3 separate regions of the Homo sapiens genome follow, and all the other regions are linked to region 2. The links are chromatin loops, found by intact Hi-C in ENCODE. Cell type or tissue: heart left ventricle. All regions are shown on one strand. Links, peaks and the distances in the headings refer to the core of each region. The heading gives the core; the rest is flanking DNA.

Evidence for each region. A loop is a pair of places that touch in the nucleus more often than their neighbours do. Peaks named below come from ENCODE experiments on the same cell type or tissue, not always from the same donor. Only the 100,000 strongest peaks of a DNase experiment are listed, where the experiment ranks them.
Region 1: a loop joins it to region 2, with 8 times the contacts of the local background. A loop is called at or near these places in 8 of 110 quality-filtered maps.
Region 3: a loop joins it to region 2, with 2.5 times the contacts of the local background. A loop is called at or near these places in 42 of 110 quality-filtered maps.

The regions. Positions count from the first base shown.
Region 1 is chr16:10,576,818-10,584,365 of GRCh38, forward strand. EMP2 (epithelial membrane protein 2) reads right to left here and starts at 3,781. Exons shown (of 5, transcript NM_001424.6): 1 at 3,732-3,781. RefSeq lists enhancers at 1,807-2,384, 7,320-7,548 and silencers at 2,055-2,349, 3,702-3,941. In heart left ventricle, for the core only: CTCF peaks have their summits at 3,258 (motif pointing right), 3,461 and 3,859; DNase peaks (open chromatin) are centred at 1,774, 3,314 and 3,894; H3K4me3 peaks cover 2,901 bases; H3K27ac peaks cover 2,821 bases.
Region 2 is chr16:10,825,134-10,832,681 of GRCh38, forward strand. No RefSeq gene overlaps it. Among named protein-coding and RNA genes, the nearest start is that of TVP23A, 10 kb to the left of the region's middle. RefSeq lists a silencer at 3,813-3,882. In heart left ventricle, for the core only: no CTCF peak of the experiment used is centred there; DNase peaks (open chromatin) are centred at 2,828 and 3,888; H3K4me3 peaks cover 1,149 bases; H3K27ac peaks cover 3,312 bases.
Region 3 is chr16:10,917,033-10,921,032 of GRCh38, forward strand. It overlaps CIITA (class II major histocompatibility complex transactivator), which reads left to right. Exons shown (of 20, transcript NM_000246.4): 16 at 1,408-1,494. Among named protein-coding and RNA genes, the nearest start is that of DEXI, 23 kb to the right of the region's middle. In heart left ventricle, for the core only: CTCF peaks have their summits at 1,907 (motif pointing left) and 2,106; a DNase peak (open chromatin) is centred at 1,889; H3K4me3 peaks cover 541 bases; H3K27ac peaks cover 752 bases.

The DNA of each region.
Region 1 (7,548 bases), core at 1,524-5,523, 250 kb before region 2:
GGAGGGACTCATTTGGCCAGTTCTCCTCCAGCCTCCTTCCTCCCTATATCCCGCCCCAAGATGGGCCAGCATTCCCAGGGTTCAACAGCTTTGCCCGGGAGCGACCCAGTGCTCAGTGGGAAGTGACCTACTGCCTGAGCGGAGCTCTTGCTCACCATTGTCCCATCAGCACGGGAGCACGGAAATCCAGCCTCCTGGACAGATGACACGTGCTATAAGGGTCCCAGGCCCTGGGGACCTGGGCCTGGAATCCCACTGAACTCCCCTCAGCTGTGGCCTAGATCTAGTCCTGGGTCGGCTGCCAAATTGCTGTGTGACCTGGGCAAGTCACTCCACCTCTCTGAGTGTCCCTAGCTGTCAGTGTCATACTGGGACTTCTAAGGTCCTTATGCCCTGAAATTCTCCAATCTTAGCCCAGGGCTGTCCCGAATGCAGTGAGCTCTCACCCTTTCAGGCACCTGAAGGAGCATGAGTACCTCTGGAGCCGTGCAGGACAGGTGCCCTCATCACCACCACCAGCCTCTGCTCAGGTGTCAGGTTACCAGCCCGGCACTCTCTCGCTGGGTGGCAGCTCTGCCTCTGATATTTTTAGACTCCCCCCTGGCCTGTCCCTAACAAGAGCCAGATGCATCTGATTCCTGCCACAGTGCTGCTGAAATTGCATTCTTTGGCTAACTTCTGCAGGGAGCCAGGCTTCACCACTCCTGGGGTGAGAAGGGGAGACTGCTCTGCCTGTCACCACCACACCAATCCCCATTCCTTCCCTGCACATGCTGAGGCCATCGTCCAAGAGTCAGGCCTCCATCCCTTCTATGATGCCAACTGCCCTCTTCCTTCATTCCAGCTGCTGCTGCCAATCACCTGCCCTCCTGAGACACCCGGACACACACACACACCCCTCCTGCACAGGCATCCCGAGGCTGGCCTTTAACTCTCTCCTCTGGGAGAGATCTGCTCCCTTAATCCCAGTGCCTGGGCCCCACCCCACCTTTGGGTAAGTAACGTCACCGCCTCCCCTCTGGAACTCCCGTGGCTGGAGAGCCCTGCCCTGTCCCCACCTTAGCCCCTGTAGCCCGCGTCAGAGTCCCCACTTGGCCACAGAGCTGGGAAGCAGCCACATGTTGTCCCCCCCACCCCCCCACACACAATTATCTGACCCCCCCCTCCCGGCAAAAGGAGGGAGGCTGGACATCTGCTTCCCAAACAAACCTCGCCAAGCAGCCAGCAGTCCAGCGCCAGCCCATCTGGCCTGGAAGGACATTTATATATTTTCATCTCGACAGACTTCCCTTCCTGGTCCCGTCTGGCGGAGTTTACTATGACAAAGAAGTGGCCTTTGCTGTGCCCTCACTGACCTGGAAGGCTGTATAGCAGAGGCGAGGGCAGGAGAGTGTCACTCTATGCCTAGGGTGAAAAATGGGCTGGTTGATCCTCCCTGTTAATTACCTGTTGCGGGAAATTGGGGAGTCTGTGCACATATGCATGTGGTTTTAGCTCCTACTACGAAGATATTATGTGAGAGGCAGAGAAAAGATACTGAGGTGAAACATTCACTTCCGTTCCAGGAAGAAAGGATTTAAGTGCCATTACTGGGGTGAGGGTGGAGAAGCGGGGGCGGTTTGCTAAATGGATGTGCTCCATAGCCACAATAAAACGCCACCAAGCCCTTTTAGCCCCTCATTAGCTAGACCCTAATCTGGGGTGGTGCCAGCCAGAGCGGGTGCACCCCCTCCTCCAGCCCGAGGTGGGGCAGTGTCAGCCCCAAGCCTCACCCTCCTCACAGGGACGCTTCCGCCTGGCCCTGCCCTCACCCACTCAGCTGGTCGACTCCGTGGTTTCCAACACAAACACATTCTCTGGATTTCAGGCGCACCTCAATCTCTCCACTTGAGGGGCAGAGGAGGCTCCAGGCTATGTGGCCAGCCCTCTGCCTCCTACTCGACTCCCTGGCTCCCCATGGGATGGAGGTGGTGAGATCCAAAAACCCTCAGTGGGAAAACAGGTTCTGCACCTTCCTGCCACCTCCACGCCTCTCCCTGGGCTGTAGTCTTGGCATTTGCCAAGGCCCCCGTGGGCATCCACGCCCTGTTTTCCCCAGAAGGGTCTCCCCTCATTCCCTGCAAACCAGCAGGGCATCTCCAGGTGGAAAGAAGGGGAGGGCTTGGGAGGCAGATGGAGGTTCAAGGTCTAGTTCTTTGCATTTACCAGCTCAGTGGCCTTGAGCAAACCGACTTAGATCTCTAGCCTGTTTCCCCACTTGCAACAGGAGAGCGTGCTGGAAACAGCTCAGGGGTGAGGCTCCCAGGGAGAAACGGAGATGGAGGGCGAGCACCAGCCAACTGCAAACCTCCAGCAGCTCAGGTCGCCATCCTTCCCCTTGTGTGACTCCTGGGAAACCAGGACCCCGTCCCTTCCTCGTCCTCTTTAAGCTTTCTTAACTGAAGGCCGAATTCCAGGAAGAGGTGCCCAGCAATAATGTGTCGGTTCTTAGATTTCTCTCTGATTCAGACTGGAGTGCAGAGGTGGCTAAAGGCGGCTTTTAAAAAATTTTTATGATAAAATATGCATAACATCATAATCATCATTTTAACCGATGATAAGCATACAACTCAGTGGCATTAAATACCTTCACGATACTGTGTAACCATTGCCACTATGTATACCCAAAACTTTTTCATCCTCCCCAAGAAAAACTCTGTCCCATTAAACAGTAACTCCCGGTTCCCAGGTACCCCCAGGCCCTGGCAACCATCATTCTACTTTCTGTCTATAAAATTTGCCTATTCTAGGTGTCTCATAAAAGTGGAATCACACTGTATTTGAACTGGAGGCTTCTTAAGTCCCTCTCCAAGCCCCTTACTTAGACACAGCTGAATTATAAGATCAAGGTGCACACACACACACACACACACACACACACACCCTCAAAGCTTGGGAGGGGCAGTGCTCCCTTCCCCAAAACTGAAGCTGGCCTGGAGGGAGAGCTTTGCCCTGTGGTGTCTTCGGAGTCCCCATGTCCAGCCCCACATCTTCACCTAAAAGACCTCCCTGGAGCGTGCTCAGATCTCTGGATTTGGGGAGGGCGTAGAATACACACTACGAGCTGCAGCCTCTCCTACCTCTGGAACACATGGGTGCGGTCTCGCCTCTTTAAAGCCCCCCAAGCCCTTCTAGAGTTGGCAGGGAGAGAGGTGTCATCCCAGCAGCGCCTCCCGGCTCCTCCACCGTTCCTGACCCCCAAGAAGTCGCTCCTCGCCGCTCGGGGGCGCGACGGAGCAGCGGCGGGGGCCTAGAGGGGTACGCAGCCCAGGAGGACCCGCTGGCCCGGCCTGGCGCACCAGTCCTGCCCGCGAGGCGAGTCTGGGGACGCTGCCCGGGAATCCCTCACGCGACCTGGGGATCTCCCTGGACTCCAAGAGCCCCGGGTGTAAGTCCGGCGGGGCGAGGGGAGGCGCCCTGACTCCTCCCCAAACTTTTCCCGCCTGCTTCGGCTCAAAAGGCGTGGGAAGCTGTCCCGGGATGGCGAAGTGGAATTCTGGGGCCGGAGCGAGCGTGGCGCAGACCAGAGGTCGGCGGCATGGGTGGCACCTCGGCCCTCCCGTTACTGTCACCAATTCCGGGGGCTGCTCCCGGTCCAGTAAGTGGAGGGGTCGCGTCCCTGCTGCCCGGGCGTACACGATCCCGGGGCCCCCCCGATGTCGCCCCGCGCCCTGGGTGCGCCCACAACTCACCCGGCGCTGGCGGCTGCGCTGGCAGCTGGATCGACGGACTGGCTGGGGGTGCGAGGCGAGGCCGCCGGGCTGTTTTGAAGCTCTGGGCTGGGACTGCGCGCCCTCCCTCCACCCTCTAGGCGGCGGGGCCCCTCCTTCCCCGATCCCGCCTCCCGGGCCGTGACGCCAGGAGCCGGGAGAGCCGAGTGGGAGGGGCCGCCGGCGAAAGGAGGGGGCCCTGGAGGGAAAGGCCGAGGCCGGGAGCGCCCTGGCGCCCCCGCACCACCGTTCCCGCCCGCCTCCCTGCGGCTCTGTGGCCAGCTTTGGGGCGGAGCCGGTGGCACGGGCCCGGGGGAAAAGGGAGAAAGGGAGGCTCCCGGGAGCAAGGGTCTTCCCTTCTCTGCAGGTTTCCACATCCCTCTCATTCTCTTTCCTCTCCTCTTCTCCCCTTTTCTTCCTCTTCCCTAAGGAGTTTTGGAATCCGGGCTCCCTGCTCTAGAACCCCTTCTCTGGCCTTTTATGAACTTCCTGAGCTCGTCCATAATCTCCCCTGTCTCAGTTTCCTCTTCTGGGAATGGGAGTGATTATAGGTCGGAAGGTGGTAATACGTCCACAATGTTTGGCTCATGGTACCTGCTCCATAGACGTCAGCCATTGTTATTTTTATCATCTCACCTGGAGTCCTGGCCTTGGTGCGAGATGCCCAGCAACCAGTCTTCAGACTCTTCCAGGACCCCCCGTTCACTCCCCCCACCCGACCAGTACACACACACACACACACACACACACACACACACTCACACAAAGCACTCCCCACAGCCTTTCAACCCACAGTCCTGGTATTTAGTGTCCCTGGAAATGACATCAAAGGAACTGCCTTTCTTTCCAGCCTCAGTTTCCCCATCTGGAAACTGGGAGGGCTGATCTGCTCTAGGGGCTCTTGGGAGGATGGGGGAGGAGACCAGAGGCGCCTGAGCCCCATCGTGTGTGTGTGGAAGGAGGGAGTGGGAGTCAGTGTATTTTTACAAATTGAAGAAATTCCAAAACAGGGTCACAACATATAACAGTATATTTTAAACTTTTAATTTAACAAGTTCATGTTACTTGCACATACCCCAGAATACAAGGCAATTGACTTGTGCTACTGACAAGAGAATGAGAAACCCTTTTAAGAAATGTTAATTTATTGTGCAATCCTGTGCTCTGGTTGGACTCCATGTTTGTATTTTCTGTTGAGCATCTTTTTTTAGTCCTGCTGAGGAGCTCTGTCACGAGAGGGCCTTGTTGGCTCTAAATTAGAGATCCTTGGGGGATTTGAGATCCCCTCTAAAGGGCCACCCCCTCCCCCAGGCCTTGAGCTTCCCAAGTTGGCCTAGGGTCTGACCTGCCAAATCTCCTTTAATTCTACAGTTAACCAAGACTCCCATCCCCCAAGATAATTGTGTGTGTGTGTGTGTGTGTGTGTGTGTGTGTGTGTGTGTGTGTTTGGAGCTGGAGAGGGGACAGGAAGGCACTAATATGAACTGAGTCCTCTTCCTCCATAAAAGGGGAGGAGGGTGAGGTCTGGTTGCTATAGAGGAGGACCAGGAAGGGCCCACCTACCTGCCTATGGCCATGTGGAGGACAGAGAAAACTCCAGAGTCTCCCAGAATGGAAAGGCCAGGTAGGGGATGGAGCAGGCAGGTTTCTGCATTTGCTGAGGGCTTAGTGTGTGCCGGTTACTTTACAAACATAACCTTCAATAGAACACGGCAGCCCTGCAAAACAAGTTACCCTCATTTTATCCATGAAGAAACTAAGGCTCAGAGAAGCTACACCAGTAACTTACCCAAAGTCTCTATGCAGTTGATAAAGTTTGGATTTGAACCCAGACTCACTGCAGCAAACCCCATTCTCCTCTTTCCACCCTATCACTATTTACCAAATGCTAACCACACTCAAGCTCTAAATTTTGCCATATCCACCTTCCACCTGAACTGGTATTCACTTAATTGTTTTCTTTAAATTAACTCCGTTGATTTTAATATGTTTATTTGAAAAAGAAAGCCCTATATTGCTATGGTAAACAGGAAACCAGTGCCATCTGCCAAAAGTAGAAGACAAACTTATGAATATAAACACTATTGAAATAAAACAGTGTTAGTAAATTGTAGCCAGATACTGTTGCCTGAAAGAGTCCATGAGTCTGAGGTTTAGCGTCTATTAAAAGGGAGCCAGGTGCGGTGGTGCTTACCTGTAATCCCAGCTGCTCGGGAGGCTGAGGTTGGAGGATCGCTTGAGCCTGAGAGTTCCGAGGCAGCCTAGGCAACATAGCAAGACCCTGTCTCTTAAAAAAACAGTGGGGGTGATCAGTAAGATGTTAAAAGCATGCTAACACAGAGAAGTCTTTCTTCTGTTATCAGAACTATTGCAAGATCATTGGAAAAGACAGTCATGTTCTCACTCTGATTCAGAGCCAGGAGATGCCTCCTCCCTGTACTGTCTCCCAAGCCACCAGCTGGTGGGGTGTGTCCCAACTGGAAAGAACCCGTCCAGACCCCCAAGATCCCTCTCCAAGACGCAGAAAAAAAAACAGGACAATTGCTCCTCTGCCTTGTTTCTAAACCCTCTCCAGAGCCCAACCTGTCTGTCCCATTCACCTGCTACTTGCTATTCTTTGTTTTCTGTCTTTAAATATACTCCTGTCCCTCTAGGAAGATGGGAGACAGAAACCTGCGTCATACCTGCTTGTATTCCTGCTTCTGGTGTTTCGATAATGAACTTGGTGTGGGGGAAAGTAAGAGTGTGTTTGATGGAATTCTGGTCCCAGTCCTTCAGCCCCTTATACTAGTAGTATACATCCCGACCCTGGCCATAGCCTCGTGATGAGAGGAATATATTCCTCAATTTGATCTTGAGCTTGGCCATGTGACTTGCTTTGGCCAATGAGATATTAGCAAAGATGACACACACAAAGAACGGAAGGGTGCCTGGGTGGTAGGATTTGCCCTCTCTCTCTTTTGCCATTTCCATGAGCATAGTATACCTCTGGCAGCTTAGTGGTCCCAGAAAATGAAAGACATGTGAAATAGAGCTACCCTAGAGGACCTACAGAACTTCTGTCAGAGACACAGAGCTACTCCAGTCAAGCCACAGACATGTAAATGAGAAATGCATGCTAATTGTTGCATGCCACTGCAGCTCATGGTTGTTTGTTTCACAGCAGTAGCTGGTCTATATGGAGAGAGAGAAAGAACTGTAAGGAAGGCATTTGAAGGTATGGAAAGTCATCGAGGATGGGGGCTTGGTTCAGGGTGGGATAGAAGATAATTGATTATGCAGTGATCTCTCATGTGTCTTTCCTGGCTTGAACATTTTAGGGTTCTGCAGTCTCTTGTACCTGGATCCTGTTCACTCTTTCTTGTTCTTAGAAGGAATGACTAGGGGTGCCCATGCCTGGGTGCAAATCTGATCCCCAACCTTAAGAAAGCCGAACAGAACTCAACGTTGTAGCAGCATAGGTCATGGAGAAGACAACGTGGACTCTTGTTAAGAAGGATGGAGATTTTTTCAAATAGCCACAAACTCCTGATGGGAATAGATTGAATATGAATGTGATTCAACCATCATAACCCACTTTTAGTTGGTGGGTTAGCTGAATCTTAACAGATGCCAGGGGTTTTACTAACTTCCATTCAGTGGCTGCTTCCGCTGAAAACAAACTGTTCATAGGCTGCTAAGATGACCCCCATGCGCCTGCCTCCTGGTATTCATGCCTTTGTGTAATTCTCTCCCCTTGAGAGTGGGCTGCACCTAATGACTTGCTTCTTTTTTTTTTTCCTTTTTTTTGAGACAGAGT
Region 2 (7,548 bases), core at 1,833-5,832:
GTCTCAAAAAAAAAAAGACTAAGGAGGGAAAAAAAGGTTTCTGCAGTTTGTTTTGACGTTACATCTTGAGACTAAGGAGAAAAGAGAAAAAGGGAAAAAAGTATAAAATGCGTTTTGAGGCCTGGCACAGTGGCTCATGCCTGTAATCCCAGCACTTTGGGAGGCCCAGGCCAGGTGGATTACTTGAGGTCAGGAGTTTGAGACCAGCATGGCCAACATGATGAAACCCCATCTCTGCTAAAAATACAAAAATTAGCTGGGCGTGGTGGTGGGTGCCTGTAATTCCGGTTACTTGGGAGGCTGAGGTAGGAGAATCACTTGAACCCGGGAGGCGGAGGTTGCAGTGAGCCGAGATTGTGCCACTGCACTCCAGCCTGGGGAACAGAGCAAAAAAAAAAAGCATTTTGAAGCCAAGCTACTCAGTTACGGTATGACTCCAGGCCAGGGGACATCCAGGCCCACGAGGTTGGGGGGCTCCCACCCTCCTGTTTGTATGGCTGCCCCTGTGACTGTCACACTGCTGCCTGTTTCACAGAGGCTCCTTTCAGGTGACCTAGTCCAGTCCTTCTTCAGGCTGGCAGCCAGTGCAGGTTACCCAGGAGGGCGGAGCAGAGGGCCAAGGGAAGAAGGAGGGTCCCCTCCCGTGGGCTGCCTTCAGGGCCCCATCCACCTTGTCAGGCGCAGGGAGTGGTACATGGAAATAGCCCTGGATTTCTACCCAGACAGACCTGGGTGCAAATCCTGACACCAGCTGTGCCCAGCACGCTGGTGTGGACATGGACGCAGCTCTTAGCAAGAGATATAAGCTGCTGATTGCTGACCCTCTTTAGGCCAACTTTCTAGTTACAGACAAATAAATACAGCCAAGTGAAAAAACAACAAACTAGAGCTTGTCAAAAGTGCACTAAATGCCCCCATGCAAAGCTGTGCTGTCTAATCCAGGAACCACAAGTCATTACTGAGCCCTTGAAATGGGGTAAGGCTGGATGGAGATGGGCTATCAGGGCAAAGTACACAGCAGAGATTGAAGACTTGTTAGGAATAAAAGGCCGGGCGTGGTGGCTCACGCCTGTAATCCCAGCACTTTAGGAGGCCGAGGCAGGTGGATCACCTGAGGTCAGGAGTTCGATACCAGCCTGACCAATATGATGAAACCCCATCTCTACTAAAAATACAAAAATTAGCCAGGTGTGGTGGCGGGCACGTGTAGTTCCACCTACTTGGGAAGCTGAGACAGGAGAATTGCTTGAACCCAGGAGGCAGAGGTTCCAGTGAGCCGAGATCGTGCCATTGTACTCCAGCATGGGCAACAGAGTGAGACTCTGTCTCAAAAAAAAAAAAAAGAAAAGAAAAAAGACTTGGTAGGAATAAAAGAATGTAAAATAATAATATTGAAATCATGTTTTAATTGTTTACATGCTGTAATGATAATCTTTTAGACATAGTGGATTAAAGAGAATGTATTATTATAATTAACAGCCTGGGCAACATAATGAGACTCTGTCTCTACACAAAAATAATAATTAAAAAAAAAAATTAGCCTGGCGTGGTGGTGCATGCCTGTAGTCCCAGCTATTCACGAGGCTGAGGTGGGAGGATCACTTGAGCTGGGGAGTTAGAGACAAGCCTGGACAACATAGCAAAACCCTGTTTCTATAAGAAATACAAAAATTAGCCCGGCATGGTGGTGTGCGCCTGTAGTCTCAGCTACTGAAGAGCTGAGGAGGGAGGATTATTTGAGCCCAGGAGGTCAAGGCTACAATGAGCCGTGATTGCACCACTGCACTTCAGTCTGGATGATAGCGAAAGCCTGTCAAAATTAAAATAAACGTCCAGGCACTGTGGCTCATGCCTGTAATCCCAGCACTTTGGGAGGCCGAGGTGGGCAGATCACTTGAGATCAGGAGTTCGAGACCAGCCTAGCCAACATGGTGAAACCCCGTCTCTACTAAAAAATACAAAAATTAGCCAGGTGTGGTGGTGCACACCTGTAATCCCAGCTACTCTGGAGGCTGAGGCAGGACAGTCGCTTGAACCCAGGAGGTGAAGGCGTCAGTGAGCCAAGATCACACCACTGCACTCCAGCCTGGGGGACAAAGCAAATAAATTTTACCTTTTTTTTTTTTTTGAGTTGGGGTCTCACTATGTTGCCCAGGCTGGTCTCAAAATCCTGGGCTCAAGTGATCCTCCCACCTCAGCCTCCTGTATAGTTGGGACCATAGGCACATGCCCACTCTGCCTAGCTTATTTTATTTTATTTATTTATTTATCTATTTTGAGACAGAGTCTTGCTCTGTCACCCAGGCTGGAGTGCAATGGCACCATCTCAGCTCACTGCAACATCCGCCTCCTGAGTTCAAGCAATTTCCTGCCTCAGCCTCCTGAGTAGCTGGGATTACAGGCGCCCGCCACCACGCCCAGCTAACTTTTGTATTTTTAATAGAGATGGGGTTTCGCCACATTAGCCAGGCTGGTCTGGAACTCCTGACCTCAAGTGATCCTCCTGTCTCGGGCTCCCAAAATGTTGGGATTACAGGCATAAGCCATCGCACCCGGCCTGCTAATTTTATTTTTTGTAGAGACAGGATGCCAGAAGCACAGAGAGGGGAAATTCCAGACCAGGGAACAAAAGGGACAGCCAAGTTTTGATGTGGCCCGCCTGGCCTCCCCAGCAACACACCCTGTCACCAGGGACGTGGAGAAGTCAGCAAACAGGCCAAAGAAGGCCTCTTGTCACTCAAGGGCCTGGACAAGAGACAGAAATGTCAGGTCAACAGGGCCTTCTCTGCGGCCAGCCGGGATGGGGGACAGTGGCTGTGACCCCAGTGGACAGGATGGGCCCTGGACCTCTGCCTCCTGTTGGAGCAGCCAGAGGTCGGCAGGCCCCTCCCATGGAGGCAGGGCTGGGGAGGTCATGACACTGGTCGCTCCCTTAGCAGCCGGGGGGTCTGAAGCTTGTCCCTACTAGAGAAAGTGACCTAGCCGGGCCCTGCTTGGTCAGGAACTGCGGATCTTTCCCACTTCTCCCTGCACCACTCATCATGCTCTGACCACAATGGCCAGACTCCAAGATTTTCAGAAACTTCCAAGCCTCTTCCTGGCTCAGGGCCTTCGCTCCTGCTGACTCCCTGGCCAGGAAAGCCCTTCTCCTCCTGATTTTCTCAGGGCTGAAAATATGAGGTCTCCCCGCAAGGGGCCTTCCCTGAAGCCCAGCTCATGTCCCACCCAGTTTCTCAGTCCCTCTTGAGGGTCTGGGATCTAGACTGTGGCCTGACATGTTTGTTCCCTTTCTAGCACTTTCTACGATCTCTAATTCTCTTGTTTTCTTATTGGTTTAGTAAGATTCCCCTCCCCATGCCTCCACTAGGGTACTGTCTCCATAAGGGCAGGCGTCTCTTAAGTTCATAGAGCATGGGGCCAGGTACACAGCTGGCATTCCACAAGCCAGCCAGAGAGTGGGTGAACAAAGGGATGAGCGACTCAGAACACACGCCTGGCAGCGAATCTCTGCAGAGTCCCCTGATGAGGACCTTACAATTCAGGGGACACAGAGACCTGGATTATTGCCTCCCGAGGGGTCTGGTCTCAATCTAGTTCTCTCTTTCACACACACACACACACACACACACACACACACACACACACACGCCACCTTTCAGCACAGGCCCACCTGTCCCCATCCCTCCCAAAACGCCCTGCCCTGCATGTCAACATGGAGGACGCATTTAAGCTATGAGGCGGGGAGCCCAGAGTAGCCGCTGCAGCATGCCTGGCCCTCCGCCGCAGGGAGGTTGGGTTGGGGCGGGCAGCGGGACTTAGATTACCCAGGACCCGATTTGGGAGCCCTGGGGGCCTCTTGCAGGAGGAGCCCAAGCAATGGCTGGCTGCCTGCCCTAGCAGGTCTGCGAGCCAGCAGGCAGGCTGCCACCACTTACGGGAAATGCTCCACTGAGGAGAAAGAGTGGTAGGTTGTTTAGCCCAGCCCTGGCCCCTGTCCAGACTGGGTCAGGAAGCTTTGCCCTGTGCCAGCGTCGCCCACGCAGGCTCAGTTCCTCCCCAGACGGCTTGTCCAGAGACCCACAAGGCAAGCCGGGGAGTCACTGCCCATCTCTCTCCTTCCTGTGTATCCAAAGCAACAACAACAAAAACCAAAACAGCAGTTTGTGGACTCAGACACTTTGCAGTCAGCGTGCTTTGAAGCTCAGCTCTGCCTCTTATCAGCCGGGAAATAAATAGCTTGGACAAGTTACTAAACCTCTCTGAACCTCAGTTTCCTTCAGTGTGAAATGAGAATCATGACCTGTTTTAAGGGCCGTGAAGGGGTGGCCTGCCCCTCCACACCTGTGGGTATTTCTAGTCGGATGGGACAAGAGACTGAGAAAAGAAATAAGACACAGAGACAAAGTATAGAGAAATAACAGTGGGCCCAGGGGACCCGCGCTCAGCATACCAAGGACCTGCACCGGGCACCGGCACCGGTCTCTGAGTTCCCTCAGTTTTTATCGATTATTATCTTCATTATTTCAGCAAAAAGGAATGCAGTAGGAGGGCAGGGTGATAATAAGGAGAAGATCAGCAATAAACATGTGAGCAATAGAATCTATGTCATAATGAAGTTCAAGGGAAGGTACTATGACTGGACGTGCACGTAAGCCAGATTTATGTTTCTCTCCACCCAAACATCTCAGTGGAGTAAAGAATAACAAGGCAGCATTGCTGCAAACATGTCTCGCCTCCCACCATAGGGCGGTATTTCTCTCATCTCAGAAATGAACAAATGTACAATCAGGTTTTATACCGAGACATTCGGTTCCCAGGGGCAGGCAGGAGACAGTGGCCTTCCTCTATCTCAGCTGCTAGAGGCTTTCCTCTCTTACTAGTCCACCTCAGCACAGACCCTTTACGGGTGTCGGGCTGGGGGACAGTCAGGTCTTTCTCATCCCACGAGACCGTATTTCAGACTATCACATGGGGAGAAACCTTGGACAATACCCAGCTTTCAAGGGCAGAGGTCCCTGTGGCTTTCCATAGTGCATTGTGCCCCTGGTTTATTGAGACTAGAGAATGGCAACAACTTTTACCAAGTATACTGCTTGTAAACGTTTTGTTAACAAGGCAGGTCCTGCACAGCCCTAGATCCCTTAAACCTTGATTTCATACAACACATGTTTTTGTGAGCTCCAGGTTGGGTCAAAGTGGCTGGGGCAAAGTGGCTGGGGCAAAGCTACAAATTAACAACATCTCAGCAAAGCAATTGTTTAAAGTACAGGTCTTTTTCAAAATGGAGTCTCTTATGTCTTTCCTTTCTACATAGACACAGTAACAGTCTGATCTCTCTTTCTTTTCCCTACAGGGCTGTTGGATAGAATGCAGGAGCTAATTTGTTTTTTTTCTTTTTTCTTTTAGATGGGGGTCTCACTGTCACCCAGGCTGGAGTGCAGTGCTGCAATCATAGGTCTCTACAGCCTCCAATTCCTGGGCTCAGGCAATCCTCCTGCCTTAGCCTCCCTAGTAGCTGGGACTACAGGTGCACACCCCACACCCAGCTAATTTTTTATTTCTCATAGAGACAAGGTCTTGCTATGCAGCCCAGGGTGGTCTGGAATAGACTCAAGTGATCCTCCTGCCTCAGCCTCCCAAAGTGCTAGGAGTACAGGCATGAGCCCCTGGGTCTGGCTAGGAGTTAATGTTTTATCACATACTCAGCACATTGCATGCACATAGTAAGTGTTTGCTAAATAAATTATGTCAAGCCACCTTTATTTTCACTCCAGGAGGTAAAGTGCATGGCATGATACCCATTTTACAGATCAGGTGATTGAGGCTCAGAGAGGTTTTGAAGCAGGTGCATACAGCAAACCAGTGGTAGACCCATGAGTAGATATCAGGTCTCCACCTGCTCCCTGCTCATAGCTTTTCCCATCACACAAAACTGGGGTGCACAGTCCCTGCCAAACCTTTAACCCAAGGTTGCAAAGTGCCTGCCCAAGGGTCAACTCTGGGCTCCAGACATGTTTGGGTTGGACCTGCATAGTTAAAAAAAAAAATAGGCAGCGTTCATGGAGTTAATGGCCAGTATTGGAAAATTGGGGCCAAGTGTAGTAGCTCACGCCAGTAATTCCAGCACTTTGGGAGGCCAAGGCAGGAGGATCTCTTGAAGCCAGTTCAAGACCAGCCTGGGCAACAAAGCGAGACCTCATATCTATTTATAAAAAATAAAAATACTAACCAGGCGGGGCATGGTGGCCTGTGCCTGCAGTCCCTGCTACTTGGGAGGCTGTGGTGGGATCGCTTGAGCCCTGGAGTTCAAGCCTGCAGTGAGCTGTGATCACATCACTGCTCTCCAGCCTGGGTGATAGAGTGAGACCCTGTCTCTTAAAAAGAAAGGAAAGAAAAGAAAAGAAAAATCAGATGTCACTTTTTTTTTGAAGTCTGTACTTCTGTTTTTTCTTAAGGAAGCTCAGGTGACATGGAGCCTGAATTCCCTGTGGTGGGAGCTGAGCGGTGCTATCCCCCCTTAGATGGGGTTGCAGAGTCGAGCTCACCACCCCCAGACACCAGTGTGCTCACTTCATTCTCTGCCACTGGCGAGTTTGCCATTGCTCCTGAAAACCTACTGTTGTAACCTGGGCATGGTGGCTCATGCCTGTAATCCCAGCACTTTGGGAGGCCAAGACACACAGATTATCTGAGGTCAGGAGTTTGAGACCAGCCTGGCCAACATGGTAAAACCCTGTCTCTACTAAAAATATAAAAATTAGCTGGTTGTGGTGGCACATGCCTGTAATCCCAGCTACTGAGGAGGCTGAGGCAGCAGAATCACTTGAACTTGGGAGGCAGAGGTTGCAGTGAGCTGAGATTGTGCCATTGCCCTCCAGCTTGGGCGACAAAGCGAGACTCTGTTTCAAAAACAAACAACAACGACAAAAAAAAAAAACCCGCTGTCAGGTGGGATTCCCCAGAAGCAGACCATACCCTGCATGAGGGTGCATGAGCACCTTAGGGATTAGGCAGGGCTCTGGGGAGGGTCGGAGAGATGGGCTGAGAGGCAGGGAGGCCACACAGGGGTGTGACAGCAGACAAAGGCCCTCAAAGGTGTATCAAAAAGTACCAAAAACTGAGTGGCTTAAAAATCAGAAATTCATTGTCTCCCAGTTCTGGAGCCTGGAAGTCTGAGATTAATGTGTCTACAGAGCCCTGCTCCCTCTGCAGGCGCTAGGGAAGGATCTGTCCCCAGCATCTCTCCTAGTTTCTGGTATTTTCTAGGCTGTGGCTGCGTAATCCAATCTTCACATGATGTTCTCTCTGTATGCGTGTCTGTGTCCAAATTTCCCCTTTTTATAAGGACACCGGTCATATTGGATTAGGGATCCACCCTACTCCAGTGTGACCTCATCTTTCTAATGATGTCTGCAATGACTCTATCCCCAAGTAGGGTCACATGTTAAGGTACAGGAAGTTAGGACTTCAATATAGGAATTTTGAGATGAAGGACATAGTCAACCCTTAACAGAAGGTAACTGTGGCTCACCCCACAGGGGGTTCTCA
Region 3 (4,000 bases), core at 1-4,000, 90 kb after region 2:
CAGAAAATTATACTGGGGGGTGAAATAGGAGAGATAGATTAGGATTTATCAATAAAGCATTATTATCAAAACAGTAAAACTTTTTAAAAACTGTTCTGGGCTCTGGGAAGTTGGAGATGGATAAGATACAGGAGGATCAATGTGATTTTTTTTCTTTTTTTCAGACAAGGTCTCGCTCTGTCACCCAGGGTGGAGTGCAGTGGTGTAATCATGGCTCACTGCAGCCTCAATCTCCTAGGCTCAAGCAATCCTCCCATCTCAACCTTCTGAGTAGCTGGGACAGGTGCATGCCACCACGTCCCGCTAATTTTTGTATTTTTTTGTAGAGACGTGGTTTCACCACGTTGCCCAGGCTGGTCTTGAACTTCTGAGCTCAAGCCATCCTCCTGCCTCTGCCTCCCAAAGTACTGGGATTACAGGCATGAGTCACTGTGCCTGGTTCAATGGGATTTTTTTTTTTTTTTTTTGACACGGAGTCTCGCTCTGTAGCCCAGGCTGGAGTGCAGTGGTACGATCTATTTATTGCAAACTTCACCTCCTGGGTTCAAGCAATTCTCACACCTCAGCCTCCCAAGTAGCTGGAATTACAGGCATGCACCACTACACCCAACTAATTTTTGTATTTTTAGTAGAGACGGGGTTTCACCAGGTTGGCCAGGCTGGTCTTGAACTCCTGACCTCAAGTGATCCGCCCACCTCAGCCTCCCAAAGTGCTGGGATTACCGGCATGAGCCACCACGCCCAGTTCAACATGATTTTTTACTGAACCTAGAGGATATCAAAATCTTCCCACACTCCCCCTCACAACCAAGGTCTTAGGATGGCCAAATAATTTACCGGAATTTACTTAGCAATTTCCTTAATTGTAGGACTGTGGGACTTCTCCAGTAATTTCTAGTGTCCTAGGTAACACTGTAAGCTAGATTTCTTCTCCTTAGTCCTTCCGTCCCCCTCTTTCTTACCCGCCACCCCACTTAAGTATTTATTGAGCACCTACTATGTGCCTGGCAGTGCTCTAGGCACAGGGATACAGTAATGAGCAAAACAGACACAGCCCTGCTCCATGTGAAGCCCACAACCCGGCAGAAAGGATTACACAGCCATTAAACAAATAATGCCAACACTTATTTCATTATAGTGCTGAAAAGTGGCGCAGAGGGAAAAGAGGGGATGTTGTAAAGTCATGGGACAGGTGGGGGCAGGAGGGTGCACTCTCCCTCCCATCCACCTCCTCATCCCTGCCCTCCCACTTGGCCACAGGACCTAACAGTATCCTCCTATTTACCGAGAGGTAGCTTAAGTCTGTCGACAGCGCCATTCACAGCCTATGACCCAGAACTCTCCTTGAGGTCAAAGTGAGGCATGCAAGTTTGGTCCTGAGCCCTCCCCCTCACTGTGTCCCCGCAGTCTGTCCCAGAACAACATCACTGACCTGGGTGCCTACAAACTCGCCGAGGCCCTGCCTTCGCTCGCTGCATCCCTGCTCAGGCTAAGGTGAGTGGGGCCCCGGATACCGGTCAGGTGCTGAGCTGGGGGGCTGCAGAGCGCAGGGAACCCACATCGTGCTGGCTGCAGGGGACACTGAGACCCTAGAAGCAATCACCACAGCCCTGAACAAAAGGATTAGCGGGACGTGGTGAAAGAAACTCTGAGCAAGTCAGTTATTCATTCCTAGCCGCTGTTTTCTTACCTGGAAAATGGGAACCATCCTAATGGTCTATGTAAGCACTTGTCACAATGCCAGGTTCTGTTATGCAATAAATATTGCTCCTTTTCCCCCAGGGATGGCGGGACCAGGCTTTTTCCGGAACCTAGGGGTGGTGGCTTCTGGAAGGCTAACCACGTACGTCAGCTTTTGCCGGCCTTGTCACTTACATGCCGGTCAGTGTTTCACTGCCACCTTCTGGTAGGCCTTGGCATAGCACCTCTTGCTTTTGAGTGACTTCCATCCAGGCCCTGGTGTGGTCCCAGAGGTAATGAGCGGACTGAGCTTGGACCAGAGCCCCAGTCATCCAACTCAGCATTACCAGCTCTTCTTACTCGCCAGACTGAGAGAAACTGCTCTCCTCTTCGCCAGAGCTCTTCACTTACTGAGGACAACCAGAGTCAGATTCCCAGGAAAGATGGCATTTGGTCCCTTATTATTTATTTATTTTTAATTTTTTTAATTTCTGTTTTTGAGATGGAGTCTCGCTCTGTCACCCAGGCTGGAGTGAAGTGGTGTGATCTCAGCTCACTGCAACTTCTGCCCCCCCCCAGGTTCAAGCTATTCGCCTGCCTCAGTGCTCCGAGTAGCTGGGATTATAGGCGCCCACCACCACGTCCAGCTAGTTTTTATATTTTTAGTAGAGACAGGGTTTCGCCATGTTGGCCAGGCTGGTCTCAAACTCCTGATCTCAGGTGATCCACCTGCCTCGGCCTCCCAAAGTGAGTACTAGGATTACAGGCGTGAGCCACCATGCCCGGCCAACTTATTTATTTATTTATTTATTTATTTATTTGGAGATGGGGTCTCACCCAGGTTGTAGTGCAGGGGTGCAATGATGGCTCACTACAGCCTCGACTACCTGGACTGAAGCGAACCTCCCACCTCAGCCTTCCAAGTAGCTGGGTCCTATACCCTCCTGAGCCTTGTTAATTTCTTCCCAGCATGATCACTGTTTTACAATATTTTATTTATGTAGGTGCTTACTTCTTGCTATGCAAAGAAACTCAGAAGCAAAAATAGAATCTGTCTGGTTCATAATTGTGCTAAAAACTAGAGATACAAGTATGAACTAGACAGATGTCGTTCTTGCTTTTGAGTTTCTTTGCGTAGTAGGAATTAGGCACATACATAAATAAAATATTGTAAAACAGTGATTCATGCTGGGAAGGAAACTAACAAGCCCCAGGAGGGTACAGGACTTCTGGGGAGATGATTCTTCCGTGGGAAGCTCTAGGGGAAAAGGACTCTAGGAAGAAAGAACAGCAGGTGCAAAGGCCCTAAGTGGGAAAAGGGGCTGTGTTTTAAGGGTCAGAAGGGCCACTGTGGCTGTGTGTAGTGAATGAGGGACAGAGGCTGGGCAATGGTGGAAGTAGGGGAGGTCAGGGGAATCCAGATCACACAGGGAGGCCCTTGTGGGTCACAAGAGGTATTTGCAGTTTTTCAGTGTGAATGGAAAAGTAGGTGGGCCTGGGAAGGCGACACTTGATCTGATTTACACTTTTCTTTTTTCTTTTCTTTTCTTTTTGAGACCAAGTCTCACTTTATTGCCCAGGCTAAGGTGCAGTGGCATGATCTCAGCTCACTGCAAGCACTGCCTCCTGGGTTCAAGTGATTCTCATGCCTCAGCCTCCCAAGTAGCTGGGATTACAGATGCCCGCCACCACACCAGGCTATTTTTGTGTTTTCAGTAGAGACAGGGCTTCGCCATGTGGCCCAGACTGGTCTTGAAATCCTGGGCCCAAGCGATCCACCCACCTCAGCCTTCCAAAGTGCTGGGATTACGGGTGTGAGCCACCATGCCCAGCCTGATTTACCCTTTAAGAAACATCATATTTCATGGAATCTAAGATGCCATCCATTGTAAGACCCCAATATGAGGCCAAAATGCAAACTGTGACACGCTATTGGTTATAAGACACATCCTGATCTCAATGATATTCAAATGGTGACATATATGTCTTGGCATCGATGAAATATGGTCAGATTACTCTCCCTGTGGGGTGGAGGAAGGGTCTCCAGGGTTCAGAGATTGCAAAACCCCCATCTAGTTTCTGCACTGGTACCGGCCGACCCGTGATGTGAGTTGATTTAGCCTGAATCCACTTGGCAGCAGTGTAAACCTGCTGCATTTATTTATTTTTTTCTTTTTTTTTCGAGACAGAGTTTCGCTCTTGTTGCCAAGGCTGGAGTGCAGTCTCAGTTCACTGCAACTCCGCCTCCCGAGTTCAAGCAATTCTCCTGCCTCAGCCTCTCAAGTAGCTGGGAGTATAGGCATGTGCCATCACACCCGGC